Regions from separate parts of the Mus musculus genome. Here all the other regions are linked to region 1. A link is a loop called in an ENCODE intact Hi-C map of the cell type or tissue named here. Cell type or tissue: heart. All regions are shown on one strand.

What was found. A loop is a pair of places that touch in the nucleus more often than their neighbours do. Peaks named below come from ENCODE experiments on the same cell type or tissue, not always from the same donor. Only the 100,000 strongest peaks of a DNase experiment are listed, where the experiment ranks them.
Region 2: it touches region 1 in a loop (2.3-fold over the local background); 3 of 42 quality-filtered maps call a loop at or near these places.
Region 3: a loop joins it to region 1, with 4 times the contacts of the local background. A loop is called at or near these places in 7 of 42 quality-filtered maps.

The regions. Positions count from the first base shown.
Region 1 is chr12:8,323,980-8,331,979 of GRCm38, reverse strand. It overlaps Hs1bp3 (HCLS1 binding protein 3), which reads right to left. Exons shown (of 7, transcript NM_021429.3): 4 at 7,879-8,000. Among named protein-coding and RNA genes, the nearest start is that of Hs1bp3, 15 kb to the right of the region's middle. In heart, CTCF peaks have their summits at 2,521, 4,977 (motif pointing left) and 5,785; DNase peaks (open chromatin) are centred at 289, 4,969, 5,909, 6,569 and 5 weaker places; H3K27ac peaks cover 2,852 bases.
Region 2 is chr12:8,878,276-8,886,275 of GRCm38, reverse strand. The region is part of intron 1 of 9930038B18Rik (a long non-coding RNA gene); the gene reads left to right. Gm33483 (a long non-coding RNA gene) reads right to left here and starts at 6,846. Exons shown (of 3, transcript XR_381241.4): 1 at 6,763-6,846; 2 at 6,011-6,191. In heart, CTCF peaks have their summits at 1,347 (motif pointing left), 4,321 (motif pointing right) and 6,728 (motif pointing left); DNase peaks (open chromatin) are centred at 268, 815 and 1,315; H3K4me3 peaks cover 702 bases; H3K27ac peaks cover 1,471 bases; H3K27me3 peaks cover 328 bases.
Region 3 is chr12:8,383,041-8,391,040 of GRCm38, reverse strand. No RefSeq gene overlaps it. Among named protein-coding and RNA genes, the nearest start is that of Gm33134, 23 kb to the right of the region's middle. In heart, no CTCF peak of the experiment used is centred here; DNase peaks (open chromatin) are centred at 3,560 and 4,220; H3K4me3 peaks cover 328 bases; H3K27ac peaks cover 3,062 bases.

The sequences.
Region 1 (8,000 bases):
TGTCCTGACACCAGGGACAGAGCAGGGTCTGCAGCCCCTGACTTCCTGGCAAACCTGTGCAGATCCTGAGGGCTACCTAAAGAGGCATCTTGCCCAGCACAGGCTGTGTGAGATAGGTAGTGGTCCCTGTGTGGCCGCAGGCATGTGTAAGCATGTTCATGCTGGTGTACAGACTCCAGTTCTCCTACTGTGTGTCTGACAGGAGCCAGATGCACAGCCGGGCCACGTTCAGAGCCGGGCGTAGCAAACTCGGGGAGATGTGGCAGCTGCTGCTGACAGTTCCAAAGCTCTGCCTGGCCAAGAAGTGTCTCACTCCCTGTGGCTCAGGCACTTCTGGTGACAGTGATTGACACCTGAGAGCAGCCTCCCTCTGGCCACCCAGGGGCCTCGTGGAGTCATTCCAGACTCATCCACCTCCTGTAGCAACCAGTGACGGGCACCAGCTGCCCTGGACCTGAGAGCAAGGGAGTAACAGAGAGGGTCTACAGACACGGGCAGCCCGCCTGGGCCTGGACAGAAGGCTGGGCGTCCACAGCACACACAGACCACCTTCAATGCCAGGGCCATGCTGCACCAAATATGGCAACAGACCTCTTCCCCGACAAGACAACTTTCTTGCTTTTAAAAATGAAGCGTTTCCCACATCTTAACCTGTTTATTTCAATTGTAGAAAATTCTTAGGGTGCCACAAAGCAATCTTTTTTTGTGTGAGCATGCCTGCGCATGTGTGTGTGCAAGCCCAAAGACAACCTCAGCTGTCATTCCCCTGGGACTGTGCCACCTTGGGTTTTTGAATCAGGGTCTCTAAGACACCTGGCCAGTGCAGTCCAGGGGTCACTTGTCTCCAGTGCTCCAGTCCCAGTGTGTAAGTGTATGCCAGCACTCCTGGCTTTTTATATGTGGACTCTGGGTTTGTTTAGGCAATCTCCTCCATCCTTTCTGAACCTTATCCCTGCACAGCTTTACCTAGGGCAGCAACTGTCAGGACAGGGTCAGGCTGCCTCATGGAATAGTCTGGAACTTCAGGGAGAGACTGGGTAGAAGAGCTGGAGTATAGTAGCCATGCCCTGTGGAAGCACGGGCAAGAACACAGCTTGGCACACCTGGGTCACCACATTGCCTCGGAGTCCTTTCTCTTAATTTGGTAAGTGGGACTCAGGGGGAGGAGCTACGAAAGCTCTCTGCAGCCTGTACACAGAGGGCAGTGGGCAAGACCAGAGGCTTGAGGTCGTCTCATGATGTCCGGCTTATGATAATGGGCCTAACAGGAAAACAGGCCCGGTGTGAGGAACCACCCTGGACAGGCCTCAGTGCTGTGAATCCCAACGGCCACAGCCTAAGCCTGTCCAAGCTTTCCAGAGCCAAGGCCTACTACAGCGACCAGGACCTCAGTAGTGACTCCCTCTTCTTAGATTTGGGGTCACACCATTTCATTTTCTCTGTCTTCTACCTACGACATACCACCAGGAGAGCAAGTGGTCTCACTTGCAAAGGGGCAACCCTTTGGCCTGAGGTGAATATCCAGCCTTGCTCAGGCTGCAATTATTCCGAGAGATACAACATGCACAAGGGGACAAGGGCCAGGTTATATGGACACTCTGACCAGAGCCTGCAGCAAACTACCTATGCAGCTGTTAGTCCCCAAAGGCCAAGCGTGATGAATACCTGCTGGGATGCTTAACTGTCATCTTCACTTCCAATTTAGTGGGATCAGTCAGAGAAAGCAGGCCAACACCTCCTTAACAATTCCCTAGGACCCAGAAGTCCTGCTTCTTGGTGCCCACGCTGACATCCCCCAGTGACAGTGCAACCTTGCCTTCCCTTTTGTCCACTCTGAGGCTTCTCACTCCCTGCCTGTCTGCTCTGGAGTCTCTGGCAATGAAGGTTGCTGGTGGCCGGTTTCACCCTGGCCACCGCAGACCGAGCGAGCAGTCTTTGTACACTCTTATTTGCATTGTCTTTTCTATGGTCCCCATCAAGATCCCACAGTATTCTAATTGCTGCCACTGTGGAAGAGCTGCCCATCATCACCCACGGCATCCAAACAGAGAGCAAGCGGATAAAAACAGAAAGTCGGGGGTGGTGGCTGTACATGCTATCATTAGTCCCAGCGCTCGGGAAGCAGAGACAGGAAGATCTCTGAGTTCGAGGCTAGCCTGGTCTACAGAGTGAGTTCTAGGACAGTCAAGTTTACACAGTGAAACCCTATCTTGAGAAGCAAGCCAAGAAACAAAACACTGAAGAAGTCCAGACTTGACGTAGGTAGTGGTCTCAGCTGGGCATGAAGAGTCTGAGCCACCCACCTGGTCACTGAAGTACCTACTCTCTGCATGCGCCTGCTGTCTTACTAATGTTCCCCAACTGTTACCCAGAATGCCAAGTCTGACCTACTGAACACGGAGTGCCACACTTGATGTTGGGGACAGCCTCAAGCAGGAGGGTGGTAGACATGACCTCCCATGACTGAGGAGTCAGGTAAGTATCCATTAAGGCCTCAGCCTAGCAAACCGCCTCCTCTAGGGGCAGCGCTGTGGGAGGGAAGCCAGCCTCCCCGCTGTCCTTGGCAGGAGGTGCCATCCAGGGACTCCCAGAAGCTAGGATCTGGCGCTGGGATTTGCTCAACAATAGGAGCTAACGCCCTCTATAGTTCATCTGAAGTGAAAGACGCATGAAGGCCTCAGGATGAGTACAAACTAGTTACAACATTTTACCAAGAACTCTGCATTCTTCCTTTTGGACTCTTGGGCCTAGACCCTTGGGGGCTTTGGTGGGAAGTGTAAAAGTTCTGAAACGCTAGACAGCCCCCACTCCTCCACCCCACTGGAGGTCCCTTTGCTTCGGAAACCCTAACTGTTCCATACCTGAAGACGCCACAGCTTGGAGTCAGCAAACTGCCCTCGGCCCACTTCAGAGCTGGGATGGGAATGCTGAACCCTTGAATCCCTTTGGGGGTGACCATACATCCTGGAGTTCCAGCCTCCCCGATGGCTTTCGAGCGATGCTACAAGAGGCCCCAGACTCTTCTAAAGTTATCTAGGGCCACTTTAGAGGACAAAGATCTAGTTTCCATGCCTGTTCAAATGAAGACAATTCTACTTGGGTATGGTCGTTGCATTAGGGGTCTGTGTGAGGCTTTCCTCGTGAACCTCTTGAAGCCTTTGCTAATCAAATAAAAAGGACAGAAACCACCGTGCTAACCATAGTCCCCAGAGTCCCTTCACTGAGGCTGGGCCAGGAGCAAAGGTACCTGGATGGGAAACACAGCAGAGATAACTGTACCCCTTGGTAAGTGTGGCTGAATGTTTTGACTCAGTCTCCCTTCCTACTTTGGGGCTAGCCATGACGTGGGACCATGGTGACTCTCCTAGGGAGCTCCACTATGGTATCCGGTCCTCAGAGAACCACTGCAGTAAAGACAGACAGCAGAGAGAGAGAGAGAGAGAGAGAGAGAGAGTGTCAAGGGGAGCAGGGGTGGGGAGACTAGGAGGACTGGGGATCCCTGTTCACCTGTGCACTGTGTAGGGCATCTCTCAGACTTCTGCATACTTTAGTGCCTGGAGTATCAGCATGACTCGCACACACAGACTCACTGAGAGGCCATGGTTCCACGCAGGGCCGAGGGGGCCTGGGAATCTGTATCCCCACCTGGTTCCAGGCTGAAACACAGCCCCTAACTGCTCTCTGCTGCAACGGAGTATCCAGCAAAGGCTTCCTCTCCTGGCTCAGAATCCAGGACAGGAGTTGAGAATATTGTTATTTACTTAGCAAGAGGCACCCAAGGAAGGCATTCCACAGTTGCTTGGAGGCAGGAGGGGGCAAGGCCCCAGAGATTCTAGATGCTGGGTTTGCAAATCCAGGAGGACTAGCGGGTGGTGGGTGGGTGGGTGTCTACGGGCAAAAACTGGAGGGTCATCCCAGAGCAGAAATTTCATCTAAATACAAAAAGCCATTTTTAGGTTCAACAGAAGTGGCTGCTTCATGGAAAAAATGAAACTAAATTTATATAAAACTAATGATAAAACAGTATCCAAGGAAAGGCCTTCTCCACTTGGGTGCCAGGCTCTCCCCTCTCTTTGAGAGCCTGAGAAACCAGTCTCACAGGCAGGGAAAAGAGCCAGCTGTGTTCTCTGTCACCAGCAAGCAGGCTGGAGAAGTAGCAGGAGGGGTGGAAGAGAAGAGGGACCTTCAACAGGGTAAATGTGTAGCCCCAAAGAGCTTTTATCATACTGTCCCCTGCAGAACCTTCAGGGGCCTTGTTCTGAGGCTATTATTTAGATGAAAAGTTCTATGGAATGATGACTCCGGACCCGTGAAGTTCCTCACATTATAGCCCACCACAACAAAAGCCCATGAAAGGTACCACAAGCCGGGGCTCACAGTGCAGTTTGCAGTGACTGGGCTGAGGGACTGGCTCAGAGTCTGGAGAGAGACCATTCCAAACTGTGGAGGCACAGACACGAAACAATCCCTTTGTTCAGGGAGAAGTAGAGAAGCGAAGGCTGCAGGAAATATCCCTGCTCCTGGGAGGGAAGGGACTCTCGCCAATCAGTCCCTAGGACCTGGGTAGTTTTGAGTTGTGTTGAAAATGTTTCTAGTGCAAGGCACGATTTTCTCAGAGCCACACAGACACTAAAATCGAGTTAAATACGGTAAGTATGTATGACAGAGAAAGGCGCCTGAGACAGAACATTAATTGGAATGGTGAAGTGAACGCTATGTCTAGAGTCCAGATGGCTCTGGGACAGGGTCAGCAAAAAAACCCAAAAAAACCCAAAAACCCAGAAAATAAGAAGCAATGCTGTTTCAATGGGCTAGAGTGGGGGCTTTTCTGTGCCCCATAACGGTATAACACAGCGGACTTTTCCCTAGTCAGAGGCAGGTTGAAGAGACAAAGGAAAGCCAGGCCCGGCAGACTCCGCTTTGTGCCAACTGCTCCCACCCTTGCAGACACTCCTGAAATGGAGCCCGAGCGCCCCCTTGTGGCCACAGCAGGGAATATGAGATGTGTGTATAGAGTTGCTGAGGAAATACAGACTACAAAGCTCTCGAGGATAAGAAGAATGCCCCAAAGGGTGAGGTGGGCAGCCCTTGTGTCTGAGTGGGAAACCTGACCTGCTCTGTCACATACCAGATGGATTTGTTTGTTTGTTTGTTTGTTTATTCATGTATGTATGTATGTATGTATGTATGTATGTATGTATGTATGTATGTTGACTTGACCCAAGCTAGAGTATCCTGAGAAGGGAACCTCAGCTGAGAAAAAGCCTCCTTCAGATTGCCTTCATGAAGTCTGTGGGGCATTTTCTTGATTAATGACTGAGGAGGGAGATCGCAGCCCACAGTGGCGGTGCCACAGGGGCGGTGCCACCTTTGGGTAGGTGGGCCTGGGTTGTGTAAGAAAGCAAACCGAGCAAGCCAGGAGGTGCAATTCAGTGAGTAGCGTTCTTCCCTGCTCTGTGCTTTAGTTCTTGTCTCTCATCCCTCAGGGATGAACCTGAAGCGTAAGCCAAGTAAAGACAGCCTTTCTTCCCTGAGTTGCTTTCACCCGTGGCCTTTATCACAGTGGTAGAAAGCAAACCACACCACCAGGCTTTGGCCGAGTCCCCGCTTGGGCGAATCTTTTGATGGCCCTATGTGTAAGGGCCCCACCCTACCTCTTGCCACATTGCTGAAAGATGCCTGCAGTGGCCTCAAGCCCTGGTGCTGCCACTTGGGGTTATATGAACGAGCTCAAGCCATCTGACTCTCAGAGGCTCCAGTGTCCTACCACAGAAAACAAAAGCAATGCCCAGTGTCAGCCTCCAGGGCTCCCTTTCCCAAGCGGCTCCGGCAATGGGCCCAGAAAGCCATTTGGCACATTATGAATCTTTTCACAAATGAGGCCCGAGAGGAGCCATGAGCACGGAGTGCACTCAGCGAGCTTCCCTGTGCTCTCGTACCTCGCCTGGTCCCACACGAAGCACATACACATGTCCTGACGCATACCGCACTTACTGCGGGTCACAGCCCATTTCAGAAGTGCAAGTCTCAGAGGTAGCATGAGCTCCCAAGCAAACACCAGTTAGCTCAGTTCCTGGCACTGAAAAAGCTCTCGAAAAACATTACTTATTATGCCTGACAGAGCCGATAATACCAACTGGGTGTCACATGGGTCCTTAAAAAAAAAATCTGGCAGGAAGGGGAGTCCGCTTGGTGCTGTGTTCCCGGAATCCAGGAGCCAGGGGCCCCCCAAGAGCACAGAGCTTGCTGCAGGTGGTCCCAGGCTGGCTGTCAGGCACCTAAGACCTCCGCCCCGTCCCCACCCGCAACTCTGCCACTAGAGAAAGAAATTCAAGGCAGCACTTGGCAGCCAGGAGCAGTTTCCTACCCAAAAAAGGAGCCACTTGGCTAACTCTGTTGTTCAGCCAAAGGCTGGTGCAGCCTCAGAAGTCCATTTCAGTTTGTCACTACTCATGGTTACTTAGAACCACAGATGGCATGAGTGCAAACAAGGCCTTATGGCAGGGCCCCAGGGCTGGGCGAGGCCGATAAGGGGTGGGCATTATAGGTGTCTCCCCATGTCACCCTGGGACCCTTACTGCCTGACCCTTGGGGACCAGACCCTCACTGGCTGGAGAGTACCGGGAGGCCACGGATTCCTGTGGGCCTGCGGCAGCCGCTGTGCCTGCCTGGGCAGCTTTGGCCAGTGTGAGGCCTCTGTGGTGACCTCAAGATTCTGCAGCCCATGGCTCACATATCACACTGGGGGAAGACCCGTGCTGAGCGGGCACCGATTTGGGGGACTTCATTTGGTATGTCATTACACTGAACACGCCTCTGTCCGATTCTTCGGCGGCTCTAGTTTCAGGCAGGCCTTTCCTGTCTGTATACTGGGGACAGCAGTAAATTCCTAAGACCCATTTGTCACGGTGCTGAGGACAGTGCCCTGGCCCGTGGTGGTCAGGTTCTGCTGAAAGTAGAGTCTATGACGACAGCTAATGCTAACATCTATGCACATCAGATGATCCTCCCTGGACTGCTCCAGGAAGCAGGTACTTCCAAGAGCCCGCTCATTTACTGAAGAAAACTGAAGATGCAGATAGCCAGGAGCCTTGGCGACCAAAGGATGGAACTAGAACTCAGGTCCCAGCAGAAAGCCCTCAAACTCAGTGCCAATCTAGTACCGTTCCCCGCCTCCAACTGATGCTTACAGGCAAGGAACAGATGAGGCTCAGCATGGGAAGTACAATACCATGCCTAGCACAGAAAATATCAGTTGCTCGTTGCTTGAGCCAAGAAGGAACAAAAGTATTCTGGGATGACTGAGTAGCCGATTTCCATTAGGGAAGCCATTGCGTTCTCAGCTCATTGCTTCCACTGGAGGGGCTATGGCAGGAGATGCCTGCCTCTGCATCTCCTCCTCCAGCCTGTGCCCTGTCCCCATGGCCAGCACAGGGAGATCCATGCCGCCCACCCGCGCTCAGGAGCGTCCGTCTAATTGGCGGGATGCCTCCTAGAGGAGTAAAGCCAAGGGTGCTTATACCCATGTTCATGGAGGTCTCCAATTGTCCCGCAGGAGCTGAAGGAAGTCCTGCCTTACAGATGGTGAAGCATGCTCTGGGGGCAAACAAGTCACTTGCCACTCTGCAAGGAGAAGCCGGGTCCCAATGGCAGCAGACTGGGCCCAGCAGTCTGTGCTACCGAGCTATCGTGGGGTTAACTCTGTGGAGTTAGCCATAGATGGGGGATATCACTGGGGAGGGCGGGGGATTCTGAGCCCAGCCACAAAGGCGGGTGATACTGAGGCGGCGGAGCTGAGCCAACTCTCTTGAGCACACCAGGTTAAAGCCCCATGGCCCAGACCTTGAACAAATGACATCGGAAGAAGTGGAGACCTACCGCATGATACCCAGGGGATCCAGCACCTCCTCCTCCTCCTCCTCCTCCTCCTCTTCTCCCACCAAGGACTTCTCCACATCCTTGCTGCTCAGGCCCAGTGTGGGTGGCTGCACTTCATCCTG
Region 2 (8,000 bases), 550 kb before region 1:
GAGGTTGATTCCCTGATCCTGATGATGCTCAAAGACCAACTTGCTAGAGTCTTCTGATCCCTGTGGTCCAGAGGTGTTGTAAGGCAGGTGATGTACTGCTCTCACCATCCTGATCTGGTCAGATGCTGAGATCCACGTGGTCAGCTCCAACTCTGCCTCTGAGATACTGGTCACCTGCCCCAGGCCTGGCTGAATTCCAGGCCATCCACCTCACCTCTCAATACTATCCTGTATACCCGGTTACTTCACTCTCGGGAGAGGCCTGCCTGAGTGAATGAGATGGAGGCTGAAAGCAGAGTCCCTAAGTTGAGGGTCCTTCTAGGTTGGGGCCCAGCTAGGGGAGCAACTCACAGGATCAACGTATCAGCTGACGATAGGTGCTCAAGTCTTGTGGGTGGTTTCCAAGCACAGGGGTCTCTCTGTATGACAAATAGTGACAACCACCACTGTCATCCTCTGACCCCTTACCCCAGGCTCCTCTCTATATCATTTGAACAGGCCTAAAAACTGCAAGGGACCCATTCTTTGCTGCCACCATCTGTGTGACCCTGGCCAAGTAGCTGTATTAAATGTAGATGCTAGTGTCTAAGTAGTGTGCAAAGTCACACGGTCACCCTGCTCCAATTCCTGGGGCCTCTGGGACAAAGACCAGAGTTCCACATTGTCCCTGCCTCTGTCATTATTATTCTTGGAACCCAACCCTGCCAGTGCAGTTGCTTCTTTGTGTGTCTGCAGATTCAGGGACACCAGGCATGCTGGGGCAATGCAAGATTGGGTGTGGGCTCTGCACAGATTCCCGTTCCAACACAGTCATGGTTAAGGGCAGGGGCCAGGATGGGGGTGGGGTGGAGGAGGGGGACTCCCTGCACTCTTCAGAACCCTGTTTCCTGGAGCGCATTTGCGTTCATGCCAGCTTGCTTGGTGAGAATGTAGTCACTGGAGAACAATCTCCAGGGCCTGCAATGCTTCCCCACCCTTGCAAATTTGCAAAGGAAACTTCCTTTTGTTGCCTGGTGTGTTCCAGCAAGGGAGTGTATGTTCCTAGTTAATATGCTGGAAACCACTTCAAGGTGATTGAGTGAAAGGCTTCCGGTTTCTGTTTACCCTTTACTTTGTTAATTGCTCTTTTCAACGGTTTCCAGGACCCTTAGGTCAGAACCCCTGGGGAGCCAGGGTATCTGCTGGAGAGCTCGGAATAAGCCTTCTTTGCCAAAAGCCAGGGCATCCCCTCAGGGATGCTGAGGTCCTGCCGTGGTTGTTACCACCCCCAAGTGACAGCTCTGTCCACCCTTAGGAGGCTCTCCGCTGCTTTCCCAGGACCTGCTTGCTCTTACGGGTCCGCCCCCTCCTGGACTCAGACACTGCAGGCTGCTTCCACACTCAGGCTTTCTGCCCAATCGTTTTCCCCCTTGTGTTCTTCTCCCTGCCCCATAGACATCTGCAAGTTTTTTTTTTTTAAAGGGACCCAAGTTTTCTCCATCAGCCTTAGGCCTCCAGCCTTGTTCCTCAGCCTTTCCACTCTTCATTAATCTCAGGGGAGCCTGGCCTCACGACGACTAGCATCTTGTAGCATAGCTCACACTGAACTGTCTATGCCTTGTCACCCTGGCTTTGTCTTTAACTGGCCTCACTTCCTCAGCCATATGGCCAGACTCTGAGCTTGGTTCAGCTTGTGTTCTAACTGTCGCCACTGAGAGCCTGGCCATTTGTTGGACTCTCAGGAACACTTGGAGAACGCCTGCCAACATAGCTTCAGAATGCGGAGGAGACTATGGACAAAGGCTGTGAGACTGAAGGGACAGAAGTGGCAGTGTTTGACAATGACCTGAGCTGGTGACGAGTTTACTGGAATTTGAGCGATGGGGATGAGTGTTTGCTTTTGCTTTGGGGTTTTACACTTTTTATTATATTCATTCATCTTATTACACACACACATATTGCCTGCACATATGTGTGTGCACCACATGAATACTCGGTGCCTACAGAAATCGGAAGAGGGCATCAAATCCCCTGGAACTAAAGTTATGGGTGGTTGTGAACCACCATGTGGGTCCTGGGATTGACTTCAGCAACTGCAAGAATAACAAGTGCCCTTAGCCTCTGAGCCATCTCTCTAGAACACTTGTGTGGTTTTGAGACAGGTCTCCTGTAGCCCAGGCTGGCCTTGAATTCAAGTGCCTCCGGTCTCCACTTATCAAGAGCTGGATTACAGCTTTGCACCACCAAAGGTTTTGGGAATGGCAACAAATGCCAATAGTAGGAAGGGAGAGAGACAGATACATAAAAAAATAAGCAAATGAAGAGACATCTTAGGGGTCACTCACCGCTGCCATGTCCCCCTCATCCGGGAATCACTGAAGCCAGCGGAGGGAGCCACCTACATATGTCAGAAATATCGGGCATTTCACCCACACCAAAGTCCCCCATTTCAGACTCAGGAATGCCTTTGTAAACACTTCTAACGAATGCATCTGCATTGTATGTTCACAGTACAGTGGGGAGACAAACCAAGGTGGTGTTCAACTCCTTGAAGCCAATAATCTGAGAGTGCCAGACAGGTGACAACCAGCGCCTTAGTGGTAGATAAATCTGCTCATGTCTGCAGCTCTACATTGAGGATTTGAAAATCTCAGCAGCTGTCCCACATGGGGACAAGGGCCACACCTTGACAGGGCAGAGCTCTGAAATCTGTCATCGTTTTTCAAGTCAGTAGAATAGAGAATGAAGCAGAGGTAGATGGTAACCCCACATCATGAAGAAAAATAACTAAATGTTGTTCAAGAATAAAAGATATTAGGAAGGCTGGAGAGATGGCTCAGTGGTTAAGAGCACTGACTATTCTTCCAGAGAATTCAATTCCCAATACCCACATGGTGGCTTACAACCATCTGTAATGCGATCTGATGCCATCTTCTGGTGTGTCTGAAGACAGCTATAGTATACTCACATATAATGTGTGTGTGTGTGTGTGTGTGTGTGTGTAGGAGAAAGAAGGGTCTGAGTAATGACTAAGAGAGTCAAGGTATGTGTCACCAAGCCTGACAACCGGACTCAGTCCTGAGACCTTGGGGACATAAAGTTTTCTTCTGACCTCTACACATGCACAATGAATGCATGCACCCTCGTACATGCAAACAACCAAACATATAAATAAACATTTTTTTAAAAGATAAGCAATTTAGTTTTTGTAAATAAATGTCTTTCTCAAACAGCTAAAACATTATTTAAAGGAAACTTAAAAGAATACACCCTTTGTCAACTAGAAAACTCAACTAAAGCATTTATTTGTATTTCCCCAAATGTTCTGTGCATGTGAGTGTGTGTGTGTGTGTGTGTTTGTATAGGAGGTTGCACATCTTATTAGCATTTTAGGGATGAAGGCAGATGACTCACTGAGGGTCAGGAAAAGAACAAGGGTTAATGTCAAGTCCCTTGCCATCTATGAACACTCCATGGCTGCCTCTGCCCAGGCTGACGTAGACCACCTGATACTGTAAGACATCATCTTCTTCAGAAGTCGCCTTCTCTCCAGTCCACTGCCCACTACCCCTGGGCCAGCGAACATGGCCTCCATCCTGTTCTCTCACCAACCTGCTTCAGTGTGAGCAAACACTGATTCAGTTTCTTGTTGGTTCACACACTCAATCTCTTCAGGGAAAGGCTGACTGAGCATTCGTGCCGTCAGTACCCATAACTCAAGAGTTAAACGTTTCCCCAGGGTCACGTGACACAGAGAATAAACTTCCTGGGTTCAAATTCCATCTTTGTATTTGCTAGTTGTGTAATCTGGACAAAGTGATTTAACATCACAGGGTTCCTTCTCTGTAAAATGTGGATCACAAGTGATTAAATAAATAAAAAAGTATCTCTGTATGTGCGAGCACACACGCATTTGTGTGTGTGTGTGTGTGTGTGTGATGTATACTCCATAGTGCTTGTGAAAAAGGCAAAGGACAACTTGCAGCTCGCTCTCCTGAGAGTCAAACTCAGGTCTCCAGGCTTGGCAGCAAGTGTCTTTACCTCCTGAGCTCTGCCAGCCCCCATAGTGATGACCATTAAATAAACCAATATGTACAAGTGACTTTTGGCAATGCCTTGAAATGAATGGATATTTGACAAATATGTTATTATTGTTGACAGAAGGCAGTTTCTACATGTCATCTTTGTAAGCTGTCTCAAACCCTTACTTCACAATAATACTAGTTATGAATATTCTGGAATGTCACACCAGTTCAGCAAAGGAGACATGCGTTGCCTGCTTGTTTCCTAACTTGAGCTCCTGAAGCCCAGAGGCATGAAGTGACTGATCCAAGGACACAGCACCAGAAGGTGGCAGAGTTGGGACAGTGTGTGCCTGACACCGAGGAGTCAGGAGCCTTCCACTGTGTCATAACTGCCCATCTTGGAAATGTTAGCGTGCCTTCAAGCTTTTGACAACTGGAATTTCTAATCTGAAATCTGCTCAAGGGTCAGGGAAGCAGCTCAATTGGCAGTGTCTTCGACAAGCAAGCACCATACCCTGGTTTGTTCCCCAGCACTGGACAAGCCAGGCCTGGTGACACGTGCCTGGTAATCCTGGCATTTGGGAGGCCAGAAGATCAGATGTTCAAGATCACCCTTGGAAGTATAGGGAGGGAGTTTGAGGCCAGTCTTGGAAGGAAGGAGGGAGGGAAGAAAGGAGAGGATGGGAGGGAGAGAGAGAGAAAAGGGAGAGAGGAGAGAGGGGCAGGGAATGCCTAGATATTAGGAACTTTCAGAGCTTGGGAGGAGTGAGCTTCCAGGTTTCAATAACAGAGGCAAGGAGTGTGAACTATTGCTGTCCAGGGCTGTCAGCTAATAAGCATCACCATTACCCCTCACACAGGTCTAAGGACTGCAGAGTGCAGCCACACAGTTCTTTTGAGCAGTCACAGCTAAGTGCTGGGGAGGGGACCTCCAGAAAGTGTCTTCATTGACGTCCTGATAGCTGGTGCTGGTAATTAGTGAAGACCTAGAGAGAAGCTGTTGGCCAGAGCACCTACTGTGGTCTCCTCAATCACCTGGGCTCCCTCACAGCATGGCATCTGATTCCGCAAACAAAGGAGGGGAGGAGAGAGGGGTTCAGGAGAGAGGAGGCAGGGGTCTCTCTTCTGGTCTAGCTTCAGAACTCGGGGTGCCATTTCTCCAGTGACTTCTGCTCATCAACGCAGTCACAAAGTTCCCCAACATACAAGAAAGGTGATACCAACCACCACCCAGTAGGAAACGTGGAGAAGCACACATGAGATGGATTACTCTCTAATGGCAAATGCACTGAAATGCAATGTCAATTTAAATGCAATGTCAATTTGAAAATGCAGCCTGACATACAAACTGGAAGAACTTTCCCCCTAGAAGGGAAAGGTGGCTGTACCAGTTAGTTTTATGTCAACTTGATACAAGCTAGAGTCATTAGAGAGGAGGGAGCCTCAATCTAGAAAATGCCTCTGTAAAAAGGGACCGTGGGCAAGCCTGTAGGTCATTATCTTAATTAGTGATCGGGTGGGGGAGAGCCCAGCCCATTGTGGGTGGTGCCATCGATGGGCTGGTGGTCCTGGGTTCTGTAAGAAAGGAAGCTAAGAAAGTCATGGGGAAGAAGCCAGTGAGCAGCATCCCTCCAAGGCCTCAGCCTCAGCTCCTGCCTCCGGGTTCCCGCCCTGCTTCCTTCAGTGATGGATTTCAATGTGCAAGCGTAAGTCTCATAAACCCTTTCCTCCCCAAGGCGCTTTCAGACATGGTGTCTCATCATAGTAATAGTAAGCCTACCTAAGACAGTGACAAATGGCAATCTGAGACCATGACAAGGACCCCTCCCTGTAGTCATGTCTGACAGTAGTTCCTTTTGGGGAACCAGCCACAAGAGAGAGCTTAAAATAAAAGGGATGAGGGCTGCAGTGACTTCATCATCCAGACTGTTCTAATAACATGTAATTTGTTGCCCTGCTGTGGCCAGCAAAGCCGCAAGGGCATGTGTTTGGGGGTGCCAAGTTACCTGCAGAACAGGCTTATTGGCCTGAAGACTCCACCTTGTCCGGAAGCAGACAGCTGTTAAAACTTCCTTTCAGCAGCTTCTTTTTGGTAGATGAAAATGGGAGGTGAGTTTGCCTTTAGAATCCTTGAGACAGCCCAAGCCTGCAGGAGGGCAGTCTTCCTCTAGCCCATTGGCTCTCAACCTGTGGGTCGCGACACAGGGGTCACATATTAGATCTTTATATCATGATTCATAACAATAGCAAAATTACAGTTATAAAGTAGCAATGAAATAATGTTATCATTGGGGGTCACCACAACATGAGGAACTGTATTAAAAGGTCACAGCAGTAGGAAGGTTGAGAACCACTGGGCTAGTCTTTCTCCTGAAGTCCCAGTTCCAAACCTTACAGCCCCAACAATCCAGTCAAACCCACTAAGAATCTTCCTCCCAGGTAGCATAAATACTTTGGGTCTGACTCCTTCCCACCCCTTACCCTGGCTTCTCTGTTCAGCCTCCAGACAAGCTGGGGTCCTCTGTGCTCGGGGTTCTGTGACCACAAGCCAGTCTAGCAGGCCCCACAAGAGTTGGTTCTTAAGACTGAAGTGTAGAACCCACTTCAGCGCAGCATGTCCTCTCCAGTTCCCCACAGCCTCTGAACCAGCCGGCCACTGGCTTTCTCCTAGCCTCTCTCACCTCCTGCTCCTTGCTCCCTCTGCTGGAAAACACAGCCTCCTCTCCCAGAGGCCTCGTGTATCCTTCTGGGTCCTTACCTGGGCATCAGCCTTCTGCGACAGCCACAGAGTAGACACACTGCGCCTTGAGGTTCACACTTGTAGGAGCCATTCCTGTTCTGGGGGCCACAGAGTAAAGCCACAGTGAGAATGGGTCCCAGGAGACGGGTCCTTTAGCTCTTGCATCTGTCCTGGCTGTCAGTTTATTTCTTGTGAGCTGCTTTTCTTACCCCTGGAATAGTTAGTGCAGGACACCTTCTGACCTTCCAACGTTCCTCTACCTGAATATCACCTGCTCTCCCATATCCACCCTCAGGCCCTCATACTGCAGGAGGCTTTCTAAATGTCTAGACAAGCGATTCCACTCAGAACTGCCAGGCTTAGGGGCATATTGACCCCTGCTACCTTTATGCCGTACTATGGAGATTCATTGAGCTTTTCATGATATGCCAAGCTTAATAGGAAGACCTTCAAGCATTTGTATTTGATCTGTAAAGTAACTCACAGGGTCAAGCAAGAAAACTGAGGTTGAGGGAAGCCAAATAAGTTGATTGTTTCATCACCCTAGTCAACATTGTCAACACCATGAATCCACGTCATTGAGAGTTGGCAGACTCTGGATTAGACACCACACCATGGTTTTGTTGTATCCTGAGCCATGGCATGTGGCTCTGGGTCTACAAAGGAACCCAGCCTCTATCCTAACTTTGCTCTGGTGTGCATGATGGAGAGAGGGCTGGCAAGCAAGAGGGACTCCTACTGTGTGTGTGTGTGTGTGTGTGTGTGTGTGTGTGTGTGTGTGTGTGTGTGTGCAGCCCTGCAGAACAGGCCTCATGCTTCCCCGGGTAGATGGGAACCAGGTACTAAATGTTTAAAGGAACAAAAAGCCAAAGATATGTCTGAAGACCTAGCTGCCAGTTCCTGTGACAGTTCTGCCTGATGTGCCCTATGCCTGTGTCCGAGGTCATGCCTCTCCTTCATCTTTCTGGAAGTCCCCCACCCCCTTTTTAAAATACAGTAGAAAGTACATAAACCTTAGGGCTAGGTTCCTCACCTGACATTTAACAGCCGTGTGACCTTGGGAAGGTCACCCTCAGCTTTTCAGTTTCCTTTTCTGTGAGTGTGGATAATACCACCTACCTGTCTGTGACCTTGGGTACAACACACTCAGTGTGCAGTATATGAAAGGCATACTGATGCTAACATCACTGCCTGGCTTCCTCAGAGGGCTGGGCACTGGGGTTGTGTTGACCGGGCCCAGAGTGTGGGGTTGGCTC
Region 3 (8,000 bases), 59 kb before region 1:
ACACCTGCTTCCTTCTACAGAATAACCTCACATTCATTGTTAAGTATTAAAATGTATACTATGGTTGTCTCTGTATTCTAGCCAGATCCCACTGTAATCCAGAAATATGTCTGCATTCCAGCTGGATCACATAGACCTAGAAGGTTTTTGGATATGATCCCTTGCCAGAGCAGTCATGTTGCTGGATTAAAATTCCTTTACGAAAAGTATATCAGGTCCCCTGTGAAATTAGAGTTATAGATAGTTGTGAACCACCATGTGGGACCTGGAAATCAAATTCAAGTCTTCTGGAAGAAAAGCATGTGTTTTTAACCACAAAACCATCTCTTCAGCCTTATGGAACACATATTTCTTTCACATCCATCCTCAAAATGGGAAGAGAACCATGAACCATGTAATGTGTACAACTGGCTGAGGGAATGGCCCCAAACCCTACATTCAGCAAGCATTACTGTAGCCTGTAGTGGGCCAACACCGTTTCAAGTGATAGAAGCAGTGTGGTTCTTTGTTTGTTTTTCTATTTTTGCTTTTGTTTTTTTGTTTTTTGTTTTTGTTTTTGAGACAGGGTTTCTCTGTGTAGCCCTGGCTGTCCTAGAACTCACTTTGTAGACCAGGCTGGCCTCAAACTCAGAAATCTGCCTGCTTCTGCCTCCCAAGTGCTGGGATCAAAGGCATGCGCCACCATTGCCCAGCTGAAACAGTATTTATTTAGTGTTTTGTGCCAAATTTCTCAGAGAAAGAGCTTCTAGCATTGGGTATACAGAAAGAACAGGGCTTTCCATTGAGCCTGGACTGAGGACTGGGGCAGTTCAGGGCAGGCCCAATACATGAGCCTCCAAGGAGGTCAAGAACTGCGAATGGTGTAAAGTGATGTTTGTGTATTGTTGAGTCAGCATGGGAAGGCCCTGACAGTTGAGTAAGAAGAGGATAGAAAAAGAAAACCTTCATCATTGCCTAAAGTGGTTCAGTTCCACCTCCAAACCCAGCCTCACAGAGAGACCAAAGCCAGGGCCGGAGTGAATGGGCCTGGAGCAAGGGGGCTAGAATGAGCAGGGGTCCTGAGTTCAATTCCCAGCAACCACGTGATGGCTCACAACCAACTGTACAGCTACAGTGCACTCATATACATAAAATAAATAAATCTTTTAAGGGAGGGAGGGAGAGAGAGAGAGAGAGAGAGAGAGAGAGAGAGACCAAAGTCTCTAGGCCCAGCCCATAAGAAGCTGGTCAGCTAATGGCAGAACAGGATCCTAGGGGTTTGGCTAGGTTTCAAGTCAATTACTTAAGATTTTCTCCAGACATGTGCAGTAGGTTTGTTTTTATTTATTTATTTTTTGCTTTGTTTGTTTGTTTTTGAGGAAACGAGGAGAGGGAGAAGGCATGCCTTCTAAGTTAGGCACAGAGGCCAGAATAACAGCAGGCAAGCCTAGAGTGAGGGAGGAAACGTGTTTGGGATGCCATGCAGGGAATTTAAGTGCAGAGGGTACCCATTCTAAGCTTTTGTACCCCAGGTCAAAGCACCAGATTAGACACATGATTAGAAAGAGGAATAAAGACAGCTTATTAAGAAGGGGGAAGGCATGAGGGGATTGGGCTAATGAACTAAGGCAAGAGCCCTTGTGGCCCAGAACCCTTTGTGGGATTCTTACATACCACCCAGTTCACTCATTTGTATTTCTTTGGCTTTCCTCACAAATGTTCTGTTCCTCAGATGAAGCCTGTGTGAGCAAGGATTTCTAGTCTTCTGCAAACTGGCTTTTTGCCTGTTGATCTTGATGTCACAACCTGGAGTCTCTGTTCTCCTACAACCCTTGGCCATAAACTTTAACTAGATCAAGATCCTAGAGGAACAACTCCTCCCAGTAGACTGAAGGTCTGGTGTGAGAAGTTTTGTCCAAGTAAAACTCCACTCCCAACACTGAGCCAAGTTGAGTGTGTCATGTAGCTTGGTAACAGAGACACTGGTATATTAGCAAAAGCAGGCAAAGACCTGTCTAGATTTGTCCCAGGATGGCCCCTTCTCTCAAATTTCTCCATTGTGACTCTAACTTCCTTCCCAGCTGTGCTGTGCTGTGCTATAGCCAGGAGCAATCATGGCTTTGCAAAAGCCAAGAGCATAGAAATGTACCTGGTGTCTCATGATGACCCAGCAGGCTGGAAAGCCCAGTGTAGAACACTCAGAACTGTGTCATTGTCCCTCAGGGAACCTTCTGTGCCCTGGTTGTAGGCTAGAGTGTAGGCAGGACGAAGTTCCTCTTACAGAGCTCCAGAATTGGGGCTCTGGAGGGTGGCTTGGTGCAGAGGTGGGAATGTGTGGGAATCAAGCTGGGCCGAGCTCCAAATTGTGTGAAACAGAGATCATCATGCTGTGCGCCCTGGGTGACTCCAGCTTACAAGGCTGCATTGGCTCCACTCAGAGAACAAAACAAAGGCAGAATGATTCTGTGTCTTTATGCACACAGACAACATTACATGTACAAAATAAACCACGAAACAAAGACTGATAACTTAACCATACAGGTAAAGGAAAACCACCTTGGGTCTTACCAAAGTAGGTGGGGAACATATGAGCACATGGGTATGTTAAAACCATTAAAAATAGCTCAAAACCAGGCCTGTGGATTTCTTAAACACAGAAGGTCATTGAAAGATGCAACAACCTGGAAATAAGAGGAATGGGATGGCAGTGGTGCCACCAACCTGTCATTCTCCCATGTGTGCATGTGTCAGGGGACTGATGGACCCAAAACTCTCAGCTCTCTCCAGGGCTTAGCTTACACAGTCTCCGGTTTTCTGTCTGTTCATCTATGTGCGCCTTGCCTTGAGGGTTGCAGATCATCTGTGTGGCTCTGTGGCTCAGGTTCAGTTCTGTGAGCCTCCACCTGGGTTCACTCATATCCAACCTCGTGCAGTGACTCCCTTTGCATCTACATCAGCTCTCTACCTCAGCCTCTTTGAACCCTGTGGCCTCTTAAACCCTTTTGTAACACATCATAACACACACACTCCACACACACACACACACACACACACACACACACACACACACACTCACACATGCACACCCTTCGTGTGGTCTGAGAGTTCAAACTGATTAAGACTAGAATAAAAGAATTTTGGATTGCCAACACGCGTACTATTAAGTAAAACCAAGACTACTCAGTAAATTGTAATCAATGAAACAAACATAGCTTATGCATTTGTTATTCTTCAATAAATTCTGACATGGTGGAAAGACACAAACAAATCCATCTATGTTTCTGACATAGCACATTCATGACCTAATGGCTTCCCTTGACTATTACTTGATGCCCTACCCACTCTGAGAGGTAAGACATGATTCAACTATATAGAAGAACCTCACTTCTGTGGGCTACAAGGCAAAGCCCCATAACCCATTGCTTGGGATCCAAGGTCTAGACTTTCCACACCTACAGCCAAAGCTCTCTGGGCTGAGATCTCATGGTTAGGATCACTCACCATGGTTACTAATAAATACACACACACACACACACACACACACACACACACACACACTTCCTATGAATTATAATGTGTGGACCCTAGCCAAGGCAGCTAGGGCACAATCCTTGACACTCAGACAACTAGGGCAGTATCCCCACTCACTACCTGTGTCCTGAGGAAAAACATCTCCAGGAAGTGAAGGAGTTCTAAGAGCCTCAGCACAGCTGCGGGGAGTGAAATGGAGAGGTGGCTGTGGTTTACTGAGGGCAGGCTATAAGCCACATTCCCAGCCTATACAATCTTGTCTAGGCTTCTCACCGTCCTCTGAGCAATGGGGTTCTCATCATTCCACAGGAGTGAAAATTGAGGCTTGGGGGCGGGGAAGTAAGTTCTCATGGCCACAGGTGGGCCCTGCTCAACGCTGACCAGTGGGGCGAACACTCAGAGACAATAGCAATGTCCAACTTGAAGAATTCACGTTTAGTGCTCCAGTCATATGGACAATTGGGCCCTCTTCCCTCACACGATGTCCAGACAAAGCCATGCTGGAGGCCACCCCAACTCTTGGTCTCCTGCCACTCATAGGGACATTCCTAATTGCCCTGGGATGGGGTGGGGGTTGGGGTGTTGATGGCAGCTTCACTTGAGTCCAGGAAATTCCACAGGACACAGCTGAAGCCTGGAGGCCACCAGATATAGGCTGTGTCAGAACAAAGGGGACTTTCCCCTGCGTTCGCAAGCCCAAGGGTCTTTCCCTCCTGGTACACAAGCAGCCCAGTGAGGTTCCTGGAGGTGGTGGGTGGACACCGGACACTGGGCAGCTCCAGAGATCTCTCTCAAGGCCAGGATCAACCTCGGAGCTGATTGTGGGAGGAGAGTTTCCCTGTGGCTGAAGAGGCAGGTCTTCCCCAGCCTCTGAGGATGAGGTCATTCTGTTTCAGGCTGGACTAAAAGAAAGATCCTCAGGCATAACAGAGTCGAGCCAGGAGAGAGCCTGCATGACTCATCCAGAGGCCAAGCACTGGGGGCTTCCGGCCCTCAGAAGATGCAGACATAGAGGCTATTGTTCCCTCTGGAAGCCCCCATGGCACAGCAAGCTCAATGGGGCCATTTGTATTTTCTCCCTAGTTCTCCATCAGACAGAGTGAGTCCTCTAGGCTGCCTGGGCCCAGGGGGAAGACTCAACATTCACCATTCTGGGGATACACCCCTCCCCAAATGGAAAATCAAGGCCTGGCTCAAGAGGCAGAAGGCTGGTTCTTAACCATGTTAAGACTCCAAGACTCAGGGACTGGGGAGAAGGCTTAGGATGTAAAGAATTTGCTGAGCAAGCATGAGGGCCTGAGATTGGATCCCCAGCACCCCTGTAAAAACTGGGTGTGGTGCCATGCCTCAGTAGTCCAACGCTGGGACTGGGTGGGAAAACAGGAGGACCCTGGAGGCTCCCTGCCTAGCCGGTCCAGCCAAAATGGACTTTGTTTCAAATTACTATGTAGAGAACACTAAAGGAAGCATCCAGTGTCAACCTCTGGCCTCCACAGGTTCATAATGCTCGCTCACGAGTGCAAAAGCATGAGCTTGCATGCACGCACGCACGCACGCGCGCACGCACACACACACACACACACACACACACACACACACACACACACAAATCTCTAAAACTCATTCATTCAATTGTCTTCTTCTTTCCAATGGCAATAATAATTTTAAAAGACAAAGCTCTTATGAGGATGATCAATCTGTGCCGGCAAGGCACAGACAGTGACCAGCTCAGGCTTTGAAGCCACGACGACTCTATACTTAGTCCTCGCTTCCCAATCTTCAGGCCACTGGAGGAAGCAGCCCACCCACTTCTCTCCTAACGTACAGGGTGTGACCAGGACTGAGGCACTCTGAACTCACTTATCACCGTCTACCCCAGAATTGGGCTCCTCCTGGAGGACACAGTACCAAGGGGACCCAGCTTAGGGTAGGAAGCACAGAGGCCAATGGTCATAGCTAAGCACAGATGTGGGCATTAGGCAAGGTGACTGAGGGGCTGCCCCAGCTTTCAGATACATTAGAGGCTTGTCGTGGGGGAGGAGGGAGAAGAAAAGACACATCTTAAAGAGATGAAAGGAGGGGTGGGGAGACAGTTCAGTGGGTAAACTGATTTTCTGAGTAAGTATGAGGAACTGAGTTAAAATTCCCAGAGTCTACAGAAAGTGAATGGTATGATGCTGTGTGCTTCTGTAGCCCCAGGGTGAGGCTGGGAAACACCAGAATTTCAGGGGCTTGCTGACCACGAACCTAGCTCCAGCCTTAGTGAGAGACTCTGTCTCAAGGAAATTCAGTGGATGCGATAGAGTAGAACACAGTATGTCTTCCTCTGGCCCATCACATGTGTACTACACACCCAAAGAATGACTAAGAAAAAAATCAGAGAGAAATCCAAGGGACTAACAAGCTCACTAACTGATTACTGGAGAAACACACATTGAAACAATGGAATTCTATTTTAAACAAACAAACAAACAAACAAACAAAAACCAAACCAACTAACCAATCAACCAAACAAAAACAACAACCAAACCTTCTAAGATTGTTGTGATCATAAAAAGAGAAAGAGCTATAAGAATATGTTCTGGCAGGGTGTCGGGGGAGGTGCCTCAGTGGGCCCATGCTAAGGCATTCCTTCCCCTGAGGGACCAGACACACACCGATATAGTATAGAATAGAGTTTATTTAGTGCATGGGAGGGGGGTGGGTTAAGAGAGTAGCAGAGGCAGAGAAAGGCAGAGAGGAGAGAGGAGAGAAGTAGAGGCTGACCATGACCACGTGGAGAGAGAGGGGAGAAGGGAATGGGGAAAGGGAGCAAGGGGGCAAGATGCAAGGGAGAGAAGCAGGAGTAAGAGAGAGAAGAGGGGCCAAGCAGCCCCTTTTATACTGGGTCAAGCCCACCTGGCTGCTGCCAGGAACTATGGGGTGGAGTCGCTTAATGAAGAAGGTGTCAACATGACTGGGAAGTAGGCTAGGCCCACTGTCAGGTTAGAATAGCTTAGAATCTGTCCAGATTCTAAGTGCCAGAAGTTTATAATACATATAAAGGTTCCTATGTCATTATTTTAGAGCAAAGGCAGGCATAGAAAAGCCACTACTTTTACAACAAATGAACAAACAAAAAATTGACATGTAAATTCAGCCGTGCAGGTGTTGTGAAAGGGACTTCTATCATTGCTAGGCCACCCCAAGGACATGGATACTCTACTGAGGCCATAGCTAAGTGGCCTGTTTAGATGCCACCAGAAACCTGGTGTGCACTTCTGTCCACACCCTTTCTAGCTTCAGGTTCTCAACCAGCCTCAGGGCAGGCACCAGACACCGGAGTCTGCACACTGTTCCGGTTGCTGACTCTGGTTTGAGGAGAGTTTTGGGCCAAGGCTGAAGGCCTGGAGAAGATAAACTGTTTCAAGCTCTCAGGCTCCATCGTGACCTTGGAAAGCCTTCTTCCTCCTTGTCATATGATGTGACAAATTACTGCAAATTTAGCAGCTCAGGACAACACCTCTTTGCTTTCTCACAGTTCCTCAAGGCCACGAGTGTGGACATAGCTTATCTGGAGCCTTTTGCGGAGTGTCACATGGAACTGAAGCTATTTGCTGATCTCTGACCTGGTCTGGAGGCTCGTGTGGGAAAGAACCTGTCTACAGTCATGATTTCTTCTGCAGTGATGGGAGGGGGGTAGTTTGGGGGGAAAGCAGATGGAAGCTGCCTTGGGGTCCCAGATTTTGTCTGTAGCTCCTCTCCAAGATAATCTCTACTCTATCATGCCTTTATGGAATTTAGGAAGGGTCCGCTTCTCTTGCAAGGTTTCTTCCATGTTGGAGCCAGATTCATGCAGAAGGGTCTGCTTTGATGAATTCAAAAGGTCTTAATTACATAGGCAATATCTGGGGCTGAAGAGATGGCTCAGCAGTTGGGAGCACTGGTCGCTCTTCCAGAGGACCTGAGTTCAATTACCAACACCCACATGGCAGCTCACAACTGTATGCAACTCCAGTTCCAGGGAACCTGACACCCTCACATAGACATACACCAGCAAAATACCAACTCACATAAGATAAAAATAAATAAATTGGACTGAAGAGATGGCTCAGCAGTTAAGAGTACTGACTGCTCTTCCAGAGGTCCTGAGTTCAATTCCCAGCAACCACATGGTGGCTCACAACCATCTGTAATGGGATCTGATGCCCTCTTCTGCTGTCTTCTGAAGACAGCTACAGTGTACTCACATACATAAAATAAAAAACTTTAAAAAAAAAAAAAAAAACGCCATCCCGGAGTCCAGGAAGCGTGTGACTCCTCCGCTCTGCTCTGCTCTCCTCATTCGCAGCCTCTGACCCTGATGCTGTGGGGATCTACACACAGCACTGTTTTGCTGGCCAGTGTCGGTGCATGCGCACGCCTTTAATCCCAACACTCGGGAGGCTGAGTTCGAGGCCAGCCTGGTCTACAGAGTGAGTTCCAGGACAGCCAGGGCTACACAGAGAAAC